Regions from separate parts of the Homo sapiens genome. Here region 1 is linked to region 2. Evidence: read pairs that join two places in POLR2A ChIA-PET (ENCODE). Cell type or tissue: endothelial cell of umbilical vein. All regions are shown on one strand. Links, peaks and the distances in the headings refer to the core of each region. The heading gives the core; the rest is flanking DNA.

Region 1 (6,908 bases), core at 1,621-4,120, 400 kb before region 2:
CTCCTTGGGCCTGGGTGGGCGGCACCTCACCTCTCGTGTTGGAGTAGACCACAGCCCTGCTCTCCGCCTGGCACAGGATGAGCATGGCTTCGGCATTGCTAAGCTGCAGGCTGTCTCCATTCTTTATCGTATAATGGCCGGTAGTGACAGTGAACTTGACTCTCTGAGGAATGCCTGCCAGAAGGCTATCTAAAGGAAAAGAGATCGTGGCTCAGCACCGCTGCCAACCGGAAGACAGCATCTCAGGGCCCGCAATGGGGTGAAAGGGGCTCTATTTCTTTTACTATGAAAGATTTGCTCCTTTGGGATCTCCATGAATTCCTTCTACTTCCATTCCCTTCTGCCCTAACTTTTCATCTCAATGATGTGGACTACAGGGTTGAAGGAGAACCTTGCTGGGGAAAAAAGAATCCTGTGAGTCAAGGAGTCTTATACCCATCTTGGTTCAGCAAGTCAGGGATTATGATCATGACTACGTCTCTGAGGGTCACAAAATTTGCCTGCCCATTAGTAGTAGAAGAGAATCACATAATGAGGCTTAAGAAGAGACTGTAAAGAAAACTTGACTGTGCTGGTGCTGCTCAAATATTCAAAACCTTCTCTGGATTTTTCAGCTTCAGGCCACGGGCTTTTGGGTTAAGAACAGTCAGCAGTCAGGTGGCTCCCCCTCACTCCAAGACAGCAATGAGAGGCAGGAGTGAGCTGAGGCCTCTGAGAATCCTGCTGCAGGGAAGACAGAAGGCAGGCAAGATACCAGGACCGGGGGGAGAGTGGACAGAGACAGGGGACACTAGGCAGGAAGCAGGAGCCAGGCCATGAGCCTGGCACTGCAGCCGCTGGGCCATGGGGAGGGCAGGGCCTGCTGGCTGGTGCTTCGGCTCCCCTGCGGGAATCGAGTTCAGCTTCTCTACACAATGTTCCAATGGAAGAATCACTGGAGAGACTGACTGCTGTGTCCCACATCTGACAGCCTTTGCTGGTGGCCACACAAGAGGCACAAATGCAGAAAAATAGGGGGAATGGGGGAATAACAGAAAAATGCCCTTTGTGATTTTTTTCCACGTAGAAGAAACAGGCAAATAAATAAATCGTTGCTAGCCCGAACAAAGGAGACATTCACTCACTCTTGTTCAGCTGCCACATGTTCTTCAATCATTTGTTTATAGCAACTCCTTCCAATTTTAGAACTTATCAGAAAGGACAATAGCTTTGAATTTCTCAAATGCCATGCCAGACGGACAAGTTTAATCAACCCTTTCAAAGGAAAACTTTTTTTTTTTTTAAGAGATGGAGTTTTGTTCTGTCACCCACGCTGGAGAACAGTGGCGCAATCACAGCTCCCTGAGGCCTCAAACTCCTGGGCTCAGGAGGCTGAGGCAGGAGCCTCAGCTGGGGCTCCAGCCTGTAGCTAGGACTAGAGGCCGTGGCGCACGACTACACCCAGCTAATTTACTTCATTTTTTTATTTTGCAGAGATGGGGTTTTGTCATCCTGCCCCGACTGGCTTACCCATGCTGGTCTCAAAGCCTTGGCCTCCCAAAGTGCTGGGATCTGAGTATAGATCCTAACTAAATCTAGTGTTTAGCATTTGAAACGTACTTCTAAGCAGGAAATTATATACATATTTATGAAACCCTGTGGTAGACATTAGCTGCTTCTTGGCCTAATGTGACACTGTAAAATACACATGTAGTTTTCAACCCCATTTCCAGGCATACTAGCTCCCAAATTCCTTAGAATCTCCAAAGTGATGTCTTTTTGTAGGCTAATGAGTTGATTGGAGGCTGGCAGCTCCAAGGTAGCTTCAAGATGAGGACTGGTCACCAGAATGACCAGGGCAGGATTAGAGGGTCGGGCCTTTCAGCAGTGGCACCCAACCTCCAGGGAGGAAAGAGGGGCTGAAGGTCGAGTTGCTCATCAGTGGCCAGTGGTGTAATCGATCATGCCTGTGTAATGTCACTTCCATAAAAACCAAAGGACAGGGTCTGGAGAGCTTTCAGGCAGCTGAACACATGGAGGTTCCTGGAGGGTGGCGCCCAGGGAGGGCGTGGAAGCTCTGCACCCCTTTCCCCATACCTCACCCTCCACACTTCTTCATCTATATCCCTTATAATAATCCAGTCAACCTGTTTCCCTGAGTTCTGTGAGCTGTTCTAACAAATTCATCAAACCCAGAAAGGGGGTTGTGAGAGCCCTGATTTCTAGCTAGTTGGTCAGGAGCACAAGCAAAAGAACCCTGGGCTGGTGGCTGGCATGGGAAGGGGGGGACTGTCTTGGGGACTGAGCCCTCACCCTGTGGTGTCTGACGCCAGCTCCAGTAGACAGGGTCAGAACTGAATTGCAGGACCGACTGCTTGCTTGCTGGCAGGGGGAAATCCCTGCACATTTGGGCCCAGAAGTCCTCTGCATTGACCATTAGGTTGAGTGAGCCAATAGAAAAAAATACCTTGAGTTTCTTTTTTCCACTCTCAGAGCTAATTCTTCTGTGTTTCTTATTTTCAGATACACCATGTTTATTAAACATGAAAAAGCAATTACAGGAAAGCAAACATTCAGATAAACAAAAGAGGCAGTCAGCTAGTTCCCAGGCAAAATTTCCATTATGTTACCCAAAATATCTCTTAAAGGCAGACACAGCTAAAACTTATGAGAAGCCTGGCATCTCAGCAGGTCTCCTCAGAACTGCCCCAGCAGCACGCCTCCTCAAAGGCTGGGGACCCCACTCACCAGCCAGCGGCTCCACGTGCAGCTGGGGCTCCTGTGAGTACACGTCGTACTGCACAATGGGGTAGATGTGAGGGAGGACGAACCACACGGAGCCCACCGAGGCGCACAGCTGCCTGAGTGTATACGTTCCAGGTTCCTTGGCCTAGAGTCAAAGAATCAGGCATTTGAAACCACGTCACCCAGTTTTGCAGTTAGCTTCCTGCGGTAGCGCGGTGCAGCGGTCTCTCTGAACTCCAGAAAGGCCTGTACTTCTTTCCCTCTTGTACCCCCTGCTCTTGTGCCTAAACCTCTAAGCTTGGGCTCTTCACAAGGCCCTCAGAATCTCTCAATTCGTGATTTTCTGAGTAACTGATGCTTAAATTTAACTTTAATAAGGTATTTTCAACTTATCTAAACTGTATTTGTGGCATTGTAGAGACATTCAGCACGAGATTTAAGCCCTGCCCTAGACTAAAAAATGTGACAAATAGCTGTACTTTCCACAGGCCAAATCCTGTTGAGTTAGTGGAACTTACAGGATATCCTGTGTCAGAGAAAACTTTATGTTAGAGTGGGTGAGAAACACCAGTTTTGACACCCAGCCAGCCACAAAAGGAAAATAAGTTTGAGTGGGAAAGTGTACCACCTTCTTTGAAAGCTCATTTTAACAAATGAGGGTGTGTATTTTCATATGCAGGGGGGAAAGCTAACTGAATCCAATAATCCAATGAGTTAAAAAGCTAACTTAATCTAAGAACAAATATCTACGTTAAGAACTTCACTCAGAATTTATCAAATGTCAGAAAATTGTATAAAACACGAAAGAAAACATCAGTGTATTTTTGTATAAGGACAGAGACAAAAACAGGGTTAGGAGAACAAAGGACTCTACTCAATTCACAGCACACTCCAGACAGTTCTTGTAAGCTCCACGGCCCTGCTTTACAAACTTGAAAGTCAAGTTCCCACCCTGAACGCATACCTGAGTCCTGAATGTTATCTGGTTGGCCCCTGGTTCCAGGGTCACGTGGCTGCACCTCAGCACGTGGGCACCCTCCTCCAGAGCCACCCCTGAGGGCATCTCTAGAGAGGAGCTGCTCTCCTGCCTTCTCAGGAGCATGTGGACGTTTCTGCAGATAATCCCAGTCGTGTTCAAGGAGTTATCAGATGGGCTTCTCTCAAACATTTCATACAACTCCAGCGCGGGCAAACTGTTTTGGGATACAGGGAAAGGTGCGGTCTCGGGTGGAAAGTTAATGATCCCATTGGACGTCTTGTGCTTGGTAAGCCACTCCGCAGTCTTCCGGTAGCTGTTTTTCTCAATGCTGAAGTGGACATTGACCACAATCTGCTCCACGTGAACAGGCACAGGCATCTGGCTGTACATGGTTATCTCAACGCACAAAACGCCGCCCACGTGGACCACGGCATTGGAGGGATCAAAATGGAGATCTCGCAGTTGTGCAAAGGAATGCATGGGTAGCACTATCTTATGACCTGTAAATAGACATTATCGTAAGTGACTCCCCAAGTCACACTTCCTGACAGTAAGCAGCAGCAGGCCGCGGACACAGTAAGATCACCGAGAGCAGACTGAAGCAAGCAGCAGTGATGGGCACAGCAGCTGAGCCCAGCCTCCTGCCATCTTCACACCCCCCAAAGGCTATTGTATCAAAAGCAGAATATTAGCAAATACCTACGTAATGCCTAGAAATCATAAAATGTACAGAAATTAACCTTCTCAAGTCTGCTTTGACAAACCTAAGAGAAATACAGGTCAACTACCTCTCAATTTCAAACGACAATTTGTAAATAGTCCAATTTCTACAGCTATTTCCAAGGGATTCCAATATTTTCTCACCTACTTAAAAACATGCTCAGTGAAGATGCCCAAGTGCCCTGCTGTGATGTGGAAACAAACCCCAGGTGTCTGCCAGTCTACAAAGTCAGCCGATTAAGCAGGACCCCTCTGTGCCCCCAGGCCCAGGATGGCAGCAACCAGCCAGGTCTACAGTTGCTGCTGGAATGAGAGCCTAATGCTCTCTCTGGGCCCTTCTCTCTCTGACCGAACTGTAAGTACCTTGGTTTTGTCTAGAAAATACACAAGGCTGCAGAAGTGACCAGTTAAGTATTTATTAAATATTCATCAACGAAAGGACTTGCCAAGACTGATGCCATAGATCATGAGAAACAGTAAACGATTGTGGAATATTTTATTCGTATAGAGATACCAAGGAACGTTGGCAGGAACATCACAACTCAAATAGTCTCAAATACAAAGCAGCAGCAGATGTGGTCACGGCTCTACCAACAGTCAGCTTGGGCGCGTTAAAGACTCCACAGACTAACGTCATGATGCTCCCGAGAAACCCACCCACATGGATCTTTTGTTGTCCCCCTTTCTTTGAGACAGGGTCTCGCTCTGTCGCCCAGGCTATAGTATAGTGGCACCATCTTGGCTCACTACAGCCCAGTTCTCCTGGGCTCAAGCGATCCTCCTACCTCAGCCTCCTGGGTAGCTGGGACTACAGGTGCCCGCCACCACACCTGGCTAATTTTTTGTAGAGACAGGGTTTCGCCATGTTGCCCAGGCTGGTCTCAAACTCCTGACCTCAAGTGATCTGCCTGCCCCGGCCTCCCAGGGCAGGCAGAAGTTCCTAGAAGTTTCAGGGTCAGGTTGATGTGGTTATTGACTGCTGGGGTGTATTCACTTACAAGCATCTGGGGCCCAGCGTGGTGGCTCACGCCTGTAATCCCAGCACTTTGGGGATTACAGTATGGGGTTTCTTTTTAGGGTGATAAATATGTTTTAAAATTGACTGTGGTGGCCAGGCATGGTGGCTCACATCTGTAATTCCAGCACTTTGGGAGACCGAGGTGTGTAGATTCCTTGAGCTCAGGAGTTAAAGACCAGCCTGGGCAATATGGCAAAACCATCTCTACTAAAAATACAAAAATTAGCCAGGCATGGTGGTATGCTCCTGTAGTCCAAGCTACACAGGAGGTGGAGGTGGGAGGAGCAATTGAGCCCAAAAAGCAGAGGTTGCAGTGGGCTACAATCATGCCACTGCACTCCAACCTGGGAGACAGAGAAGAAAAAAAATAGCTGGGTGTGGTGGCCCACACCTGTGGTCCCTGCCACTCAGGAAGCCAAAGTAAGAGGATCTCTTGACTCCAGAAGGTTGAGGCTACAGTGAGCTGGGATCGTGCCACTGCACTCCAGCCCAGGCAAGAGAGCAAGATAGTCAAAAAAAAAAAAAAAAAAAAGAAAAAAAAAAAGAACAATAATATTGACTGTGGTAATGGTTGCACATATTCCTGAAACAGACTAAAAGCCATTGAATTATAAACTTCAAATGAGTGAATTACATGGTTTGTGAATATCACAATAATGCTGTTACATTTTAAAAAAAAAAAAAAGCACCATCTTAAAAAATGAAGAAAAAGACTGGGTGCGGTGGCTCACATCTGTAATCCCAGCCCTTTGGGAGGCTGAGGTGGGTGGATCACCTGAGGTCAGGAGTCTGAGACCAGCCTGGCCAACAGAGCAAAACACTGTCTCTACTAAAAATACAAAAAATTAGCAGGGCATGGTGGCGGGCGCACGTAACCCCAGCTACTTGGGAGGCTGAGGCAGGAGAATTGCTTGAACCCGGGAGACGGAGGTTGTGGTGAGCTGAGATGGCACCATTGCACTACAGCCTGGACAACAGAGCGAGACTCTGTCTCAAAAAAAAAAAAGAAGAAGAAGAAAAAGAGATGGGAAGAACTTTTTTTACATTAAAAGAGAACTGAGATCTAACAACCACATGTAATATGTGATATCCTGTTGGACTCCATTAAAAATGATTTATAAAATACTTTAAGACAATTAGGGAAATATGAATATGGCCTACTTAGCAGATGATATTAGAACCTTATTAATTCTTTGGGTGTGGTTAAGAGACTGTCCTTATTTTTAGAAGATCTAATGTGGTCTAGAGTTTGACTTAAAGCAAAAATAAAAAAAAAAGTCAGGTGAAAGACATAGATACATGTCAGCTACACAGCAAAATGTTAGCAACTGTTTACTGTAAGTGGTTGGTATATCTTGTATTCTTTTTTACTTCTGTAATATTTGAAAATATTCCTAGTCAAGTTGTAAGAACTGGTCTTACCTGGGCTGTCTGACGGCTGGCTGGCAAAGTCAAGTATCTCCTGGC
Region 2 (8,256 bases), core at 3,410-5,909:
CCTTTGTCGTCTGGTCCCACTTCCTCCATCCCCAACTGTGACTGGAAGCCTTCCTTCTGTCCGTTTATAAACACATATGGAACTGAAATAGTCCCATTTCCACTAATTTTAGGGCTCAAGGGTAAAAACCATAGATCTCGAGTGGTCATCAAACAGCCGCCCCCCAGTGCTCCCTGCAGCTCCTGCTTCCCTGCAGAGGTGCCCTGGAGAGCAGGCGGACGTGAGCGGGGTGAGGTGGGGACGCGGCTCCACCAAAAACAGCACAACACTTGGAAAACCGCCTTTACCTCTCAGCCATTAAAGACTGAAGCTTTGGGCTCTGCTAATGCTTTATGACGGCACGAGCTCAAGTCTCCGAGGCCTCCATGGTGCATGCCGCTCCCCAAGGGCTGAGTCGTGCCCTTCTTTTTAGCTTTACAGCTTACCTTTCTCCTTTTCCAAGTTAGTTTTCTCTAAAAGTTTATTTCCTTTCTTCTTATGCTTTCCTTGACTGAGGATTTGGTCATCTTCATCAGCAGAAATGTCCTCCGCAAAACTGAGTTGAGATATACTGCTTCCTAGATGCCAGAGTGACACACTGTTAGCTTCCCCAGGCGCTCAAGACTCTGCCCCAGGGGCCTAAGAGCAGCACCCCTCCCAATTTCTGCCTCATCATCATCGTTCCTCACCGTTTCTCCCACCCAAACCTGAGCGCTGCTGACACAGGAATTACAGACTTAAAAAAGCTTTGTGGATTTCTCAACCAAGGCAAGGCAAGGGATCACAAGCCCTCGGTGACACCCTCCATGGCTGGACCCCGGACGCTTGGCTAATGCAGTCTCTGCATTCCAACCAGCTTGCTGGTGCCTTTCCCAATTCCAAGTGTCCCTAGTGAATGACGGGTATGGGGTAACTTCACTGACTTGTCCAAATGTAACAAAGCTTACAGCATCAGCCTTTCCCGGGGGGACCATTGACCATAAGAGCAAATGAAAGGGATCCTGAGAAATTACATTTTTTACCTTCATAGAGTATCCAATTAAAACCTTCCTAGGCCATTGAAAATCCATCTAGTTAAAATAATAAAAACCAAACCAAAACATCGCAGTACCCACACATGAGAGCAGTCTGCCCTCTTGCTTTGGTGGTTAGGGAGAGCCCAGGATAGGAAGGTGGGCAGGCTGCAGGGAGCCCTAGGCTTGCATCACTTCCCACGCTGTACTGCGGTATGACTAGGTAAGGGCTGGTCTGTCTTTCTTAAAAGTTGGGGTCTTGTTGTGTCACCCAGGCTGGAGTGCAGTGGTGTGATTACAACTTACTGCATCCTGGACCTCCTGGGCTCAAGCGATCCTCCCCTCTTAGACTCCCAAGTGACTGGGACTACAGGATCACGCCACCACGCCTGGCTAATTTTTTCATTTTTAGTAGAGATGTGGCCTTGCTATTTTGCCTGGGCTAGGGACTATTATTTCTTATCAGAGGTTTTCAGTAAAGTTCTTTCAATCTTGTTTCTCAGCGTTTGGCATCAACGCCCCCAGTGGGGTCCATATTCACGAAAAACACCATGAATGATGATTCTTGGCGCGCCTCACCTTCAGAAAGGTCTTGGAATCTAAAAATAAAAAAATAAAAAATAAAAAATAAAAAAATAACAAATGTTCATAAAGAAATCCCTTCTGTCTTCTGTAGACATATGTATTTGATTTTTAAAATACAAGCCATAGTTAAATAGTTGTTAATTCACGTTCTCCTCCAGGAGGGGAGGCTAGACAGGAAATTCTGTGAGGGAAGGGTGGTGCAATACAAAAGCCAAAAAGCTCAAGGCCAGTGCCGCCCTCGGTTACCATCAATACCAGCAAGGACACGGCGGGCCAAAGATGCATCTTGGCACACCCAAATCAAACTAAGAAATTCAATTTTTGTTTCTGAAGGCAGAAATAGCTTAGATCTCTCTCATATTCAATTCTCCAGTGGAGAAAGGCGAAGCCATGTTTTGCTTCACACAATTTTTGTGCATTAGAACAAACAAGACGCATCGAAGCGCAGTGTGGGGAGGTGCATGGGGGAGGAGACACTGGATGGCAGGGACCTCAGGCAAGCTAGGACCATCCTGTGCCCTAAGAACCAGCTGGGAAATGGGCAAAACTACAGGAGCTACTTTCTGGGGGCTTAACATGGAATACTTGAATGTATACAAAGTGCTCAGAGCAGTGCCCGGCTCCTAGAGTGTGATCAGACAGTTGTTGTCACCAATGACAGCAAGCCACACGAGGCCCTCCATGAATTCCAGGTCATCATGTCACTATGGTCAGAGTGACATCAACACTGACAGCTGAATTAACTAACACTTTTGGCATAGCCATATGGGAGGGAGGGGAGAGGTAAAGAATTAACCCTATCTATCTCAGCAGCACACCAGCAGAAGACACCTAAATAGCAGATTCACATCAGTTTCTGGTTGGTTCATTTTAGACATGAATAGACTTCACATCATTCTAAAGCAGCTAAGAGATGAGTATGGCTGCACTGGAAGAATGGAACCTGAGGGGTGGGACTGCTGTTTCCATTAAGCTTTTCAGTTTACATGTGTCTATTACATTGCTATACACAAAAGCATTAAAGGACAAAAAAAGAAGAAAGAAAAAAGATAAGCATGCAGATGGCTTGTCCCACACCAGGAGATGAGAACTAAAGGAATGATGATGTCAGAACCCTCTCCCCAGTTACTGACTTCTTGATGAGTTTGGAGAGGCGCTTCCTGTTGAAGTGGGGCGTGTTCTTCCTGCTGGTCATTTCCAGGAGTCGATCAGCAACAGCCTTATAGTCAAACTAGGCAGGAAGAGAAACTAAACATAAGTCTGCAGCCAAACAACACTGCCTGACTTGGCCATTTACATCTGCTAGTAAGAGAAACCCTTACTGAAGCATTTGGCAACAGATAGGCTAAACAAGCTTGTGCTGGGACTTGGCAACCAGGAGCACAAGCACTACCTTTGAAAAATGCATGTTCAGGCCGGGCGCGGTGGCTCATGCCTGTAATCCCAGCACTTTGGGAGGCTGAGGCGGGTGGATCACAAGGTCAGGACATCGAGACCATCCTGGCTAACACGGCAAAACCCCGTCTCTACTAAAAATACAAAATATTAGCCGGGCGTGATGGCGGGCGCCTGTAGTCCCAGCTACTCGGGAGGCTGAGGCAGGAGAATGGCGTGAACTCAGGAGGCAGAGCTTGCAGTGAGCCGAGATCGAGCCACCGCACTCCAGCCTGGGAGACAGAGTGCGACTCTGTCTCAAAAAAAAAAAAAATTATTCTTGGGAAAAGCTGGGTAAGCAATTCTTAAAAAAAAAAAATTGTGATAGAGTACCCACAACAAAATTTACCTGGGTGTGCTTTTTTTTTTTTTTTTTTGAGCCAGAGTCTGTCACCCAGGCTGGAGTGCAGTGGCATGATCTCAGTTCACTGCAACCTCCACCTCCCGGGTTCAAATGATTTTCCTGCCTCAGCCTCCCGAGTAGCTGGGATTACAGGCGTGCGCCACGGTGTCGGGCTAATTTTTGTATTTTTAGTAGAGACGGGTTTCACTGTGTTGGCCAGGCTGGTCTCGAACTCTTGACCTCAGGTGATCTGCCCGCCTGGGCCTCCCAAAGTGCTGGGATTACAGGCGTGAGCTTGTAATTAAATTTTAAATTTAATCTAGATTTGCAATCTGTACTTGGCAAACTTTTTTTTATTTGAAAAGTGCCACTAGAGCTGGCTCTGTGGTAGAGAACAGAGGAGAGCTTAGCCATTCAAAATAAGTGCTACTATCTCTTTCAAAACTCCATCATATTTACATTTCCTTGTCTCCAATAAGGTTATTCTTCAGAAGGTGACATTTAGTGACTGAAGGGATTAAAAAGGAGTTTACGCTTCAGGCCTTATAGCTTAACTAGCTGTGACCCTAATTCTCTAGTCAGGCTACTCCACAGCAAATCTATATTCTATAAAAAGCAACAACTGCTACCCACCTGGAGAAGGGGCCCTGTGTCCTCAAAGGTTCCACAGTCATCTCTTCCTCTTTCATCACTGAGTCCATCTTTTCTGGAATGGTTTTTGCCCAGTGCTGTCAAAATATACCCAAAGACCAAATTATTGACATATCAAATACACAGAAGTGACTACTTCCACAGGAGCCACTGTCTAATTAGGTGTCTCTTAGCAAAAAAGAAGGTTGGGCACGGTGGCTCACGCCTGTAATTCTAGCACTTTGGGAGGCTGAGGTGGGTGGATCACTTGAGGCCAGGAATTCTAGATCAGCCTGGGCAACATGGCGAAACCCCGTCTCCACTAAAAATACAAAAATTAGCTGGGCGTGGTTGCGGGTGCCTGTAATCCCAGCTACTTGGGAGGCTGAGGCATGAGAATCGCTTGAACCCAGGAGGCAGAGGTTGCAGTGAGCCAAGATCATGCCACTGCACTCCAGCCCGGGCGACAACGAGACTCCGTCTCAAAAAAAGAAAAAATGAAAGAAAATTTATTTAAGGAGAAAAACTCTGCAAAGCCATTTATAATTTCCCAGGACATTTTGATTGTTCAGGCTATGGGAATGAAGGTAAGTCTGGGAAAAAGCACATGTTTTGCCTTTTGTACCCATAAAACCCCAATTCCCTGCTGCCTTCGATGATTTCCTCCCCCACACGTGGTCCCGTTAGGACGAAGGCTGCGGTGCATGGGAAGCTCCTGTCCAGGGACGCAGGCAAGCGGATGGGACACGGCATCGCCCTGGACCACCAGGGGTAGGAGCATGGACGCAGGAATCCGGCCCTAGTCTCAGGTCAGTTTAGGACCTTGGTGAGAACCTGTCACAGCAGTACAGTCACTTTTCACGAGCATGCTTCAGGAAGCACAAGTCAATATTAATGCAACTTTTAGCACTTAAAAAATTCAGAGTGTTACAGCCTATGAAGAAGCAGATTAAACAGACTCAGGAGAACTCAAAATTATTTTAAACGTGTACTGTTTCTGGAACCCTCTAAGCTTATTAGTGGTGCGACATCAGGGCAAGGCCTGGGGAGGATGGGGCAGGCGCAGCACACGTTTCATGAACGCAACTGGGAGGGAACGTCCGGAACTGCACTTGGAAGAGAGTCTGTGTCCAGGTTAGGCGACAGAAATGTGGGGAGCGGAGGGACCCAGAGACTACTCCCATGACCACATAAAATTTGCTCCAGGTCCTTAGTCAACTCTGTTATCTACACCAAATTTAAAATCAGACTATTTCTTTTTTTCGTTTTGTTTTAGAGATGGGGGTCTCATTATGTTGCCCAAGCTGGTCTCAAACTCCTGGGCTCAAGTGATCTTCCCATCTTGGCCTTCCAAAGTACTAGGATTATAGGCATGAGTCTCCACACCTAGACTAGACTATTTCTTTTATTCTTTCTTTTTTGAGACAGGGTCGCTGGTAGCTCTGTTGCCCAGGACGCAGTGCAGTGACACGATCATGATTCACGGCAGCCTCACCCTCCCAGGTTCAACTGATTCTCCCAGCTCAGCCTCCTGAGTAGCTGAGACCACAGGCATGTGCCATCACGCTTGGCTAATTTTAAAATTTTTGTAAAGTCAAGGTCTTGTTATGTTGCCCAAGCTGGTCTCCAACTCCTAGGCTCAAGTGATCCTCCCACCTCAGGCTCCCAAAGTGATGGGATTACAGGTGTGAGCCACCGTGCCTGGCCAGAGTATTTTTTCTTTCTTTTAAAGATTCTTGGCCGGGCATGGTGGCTCACGCCTGTCTGTAATTCCAAGACTTTGGGAGGCCCAGGCGGGCGGATCAACTGAGGTCGGGAGTTCGAGACCAGCCTGACCAAAAGATAGATACAAATTTTGCTAAGCATGGTGGTGCATGCCTGTAATCCCAGCTACTTGGGAGGCTGAGGCAGGAGAATTGCTTGAACCCGGGAGGCAGAGGTTGCAGTGAGCTGAGATTGCGCCATTGCACTCCAGCCTGGGCGACAAGAGCGAAACTCCATCTCAAAAAAAAAAAAAAATTACTTCCCGTCCACCAGGTCTAAAAATTAAAAAGAAAAAAAAGGTTCTTGATTCTATCTATCTATCTATCTATCTATCTATCTATCTATCTATCTGTTTATTTATTTATTTTTTGAGACAGTGTTTTGCTTGGTTGCCCAGGCTGGAGTGCAGTGGCACGATCTTGGCTCACTTCAGCCTCCACCTCCTGGGTTCAAGTGATTCTCTCCCACCTCAGCCTCCCAAGTAGCTGGGACTATAGGCGACCGCCACCATACCTGGCTAATTTTTGTACTTTTTGGTAGAGACTTGGTTTCACCATGTTGGCCAGGCTGGTCTCGAACTCCTGACCTCAAGTTATCCGACTGCCTGGGCTTCCCAGAGTGCTGGGATTATAGGCATGAGCCACTGCAACCGGCTTGATTTTTTCTGATTAAATATAATATATAATCACTGTAGGAAATAGAGAAGTACAAAGGAAACAGAAATCACCCATAATTCTGCCACCTACAGCTAACTATACTAACATTTTGGGCTAGGTGTGGTGGCTCATGCCTTTAATCCCAGCACTTTGGGAGGCTGAGGTGGGTGGAATGCTTAAGCCTAACAGTTTAAGACCAGCCTGGGCAATATAGTGAGACCCCTGTCTCTACAAAAAATAAAGAGGTGTGTGCTTGTGGTCCCAGCTACTTGGGAGGCTGAAGTGCGAGGATCACTTGAGCCCAAGAGGTTGAGGCCGCAATAAACCATGACTGCTCCACTGCACTGCAGCCTGGGCAACAGAGCAAGACACTGTCTCTCTTTTTTTTTTTTTGAGATGGCGTCTCCCTCTGTCGCCCAGGCTGGAGTGCAGTGGCTCGATCTCTGCTCACTGCAACCTCCGCCTCCCAGGTTCAAGTGATTCTCCTGCCTCAGCCTCCTGAGTAGCTGGGGTTACAGGCATGTGCCACCATGCCTGGCTAATTTTTTTTTTTGTATTTTTAGTAGAGACAGGGTTTGAGCATGTTGGTCAGGCTGGTCTCGAACTCCTGACCTCGTAATCCACCTGTCTCCGCCTCCCAAAGTGCTGGGATTACGGGCCTGGGCCACCGCGCCCGGCCGACCCTGTCTCTAAATAAATAAATAAAACATTTTGGTTTATCCTTCCAGATTTTTTAAAAGCACGAACAATCCTAGCCAGAGCAATCACAGAAAAGAAATAAACGGCATCCAAACTGGTAAAGAGGAAGTCAAAGTCCGTGTTTGCCGATGATACAATCATATACCTAGAAAACCCTAAACACTCACCCAAAAAGCTCCTAGAATGGTAAATGAATTCAGCAAAGTTTCAGGATACAAAACCAATTTACATGAATCAGTATGATGGCTATACACCAACAACGACCAAGCTGAGAATCATATCAAGAACTTACTCCCTTCTACAACAGCTGCAAAAAAACCCCTACCAAAACAACAATGACAACAAAAAACAAAACAAACAACAAAACCTCAAAAACCTTAGGAATATACCTAACCAAGGATGTGAAAGATCTCTACAAGGAAAACTACAAAACACTGCTGAAAGAAGTCACTGATGACACAAACAAATGGAAATACAGAAGCACATCCCATGCTCACGGATGGGTAGAATCAATATTGTGAAAACGACCATACTGGCAAAAGCAATCTACAGATTCAACACAATGCCCATAAAAATACCATCATCATTCTTCACAGAACTAGAAAAAACAATCCTAAAATTCATATGGAATCAAAAAAGAGCCTGCATAGCCAAAGCAAGACTAAGCAAAAAGAATAAATCTAGAGGCTGGGAGTAGTGGCTCATGCCTGTAATCCCGGCACTTTGGGAGGCTGAAGCTGGTGGATCACTTGAGGTCAGGAGTTCGAGATCAGCCTGGCCAACATGGTGAAACCCCATCTCTACTAAAAATACAAAGACATATTAGCTGGGCGTGGTGGCACCCGCCTATAATTCCAGCTACTAGGGAGGTTGAGGCATGAGAATCGCTTGAACATGGGAGGCAGAGGTTGCAGTGAGCTGAGATCGCACTATTGCACTCCAGCCTGGGCGACAGAGCAAGACTCTGTCTCTCTCCCCTCCCCGCCGCCAAAAAAAACCCAAAACACCAAAACACCAAAAAAAAAAAGACACACAAAAAAACAAAAAACCCTCAAAAACCCGGAGACATCAGAACACTCGATTTCAAACTATACTATAAAGCCATAGTCACCATAATGGCATGGTACTGGTACTGGTATAAAAATAGGCATGT

What was found. Peaks named below come from ENCODE experiments on the same cell type or tissue, not always from the same donor. Only the 100,000 strongest peaks of a DNase experiment are listed, where the experiment ranks them.
Region 1: POLR2A ChIA-PET joins it to region 2 with 8 read pairs; 2 of 35 experiments call an interaction of 5 or more read pairs at or near these places.

Annotation. Positions count from the first base shown.
Region 1 is chr21:44,080,083-44,086,990 of GRCh38, reverse strand. It overlaps TRAPPC10 (trafficking protein particle complex subunit 10), which reads right to left. Exons shown (of 23, transcript NM_003274.5): 13 at 6,864-6,908; 14 at 3,689-4,203; 15 at 2,728-2,869; 16 at 31-189. Among named protein-coding and RNA genes, the nearest start is that of PWP2, 24 kb to the left of the region's middle. In endothelial cell of umbilical vein, for the core only: no CTCF peak of the experiment used is centred there; a DNase peak (open chromatin) is centred at 3,100; H3K27ac peaks cover 2,196 bases.
Region 2 is chr21:43,679,105-43,687,360 of GRCh38, reverse strand. RRP1B (ribosomal RNA processing 1B) reads right to left here. Exons shown (of 16, transcript NM_015056.3): 9 at 3,988-4,082; 10 at 2,711-2,808; 11 at 1,572-1,591; 12 at 426-557. Among named protein-coding and RNA genes, the nearest start is that of RRP1B, 24 kb to the right of the region's middle. In endothelial cell of umbilical vein, for the core only: no CTCF peak of the experiment used is centred there; no DNase peak of the experiment used is centred there.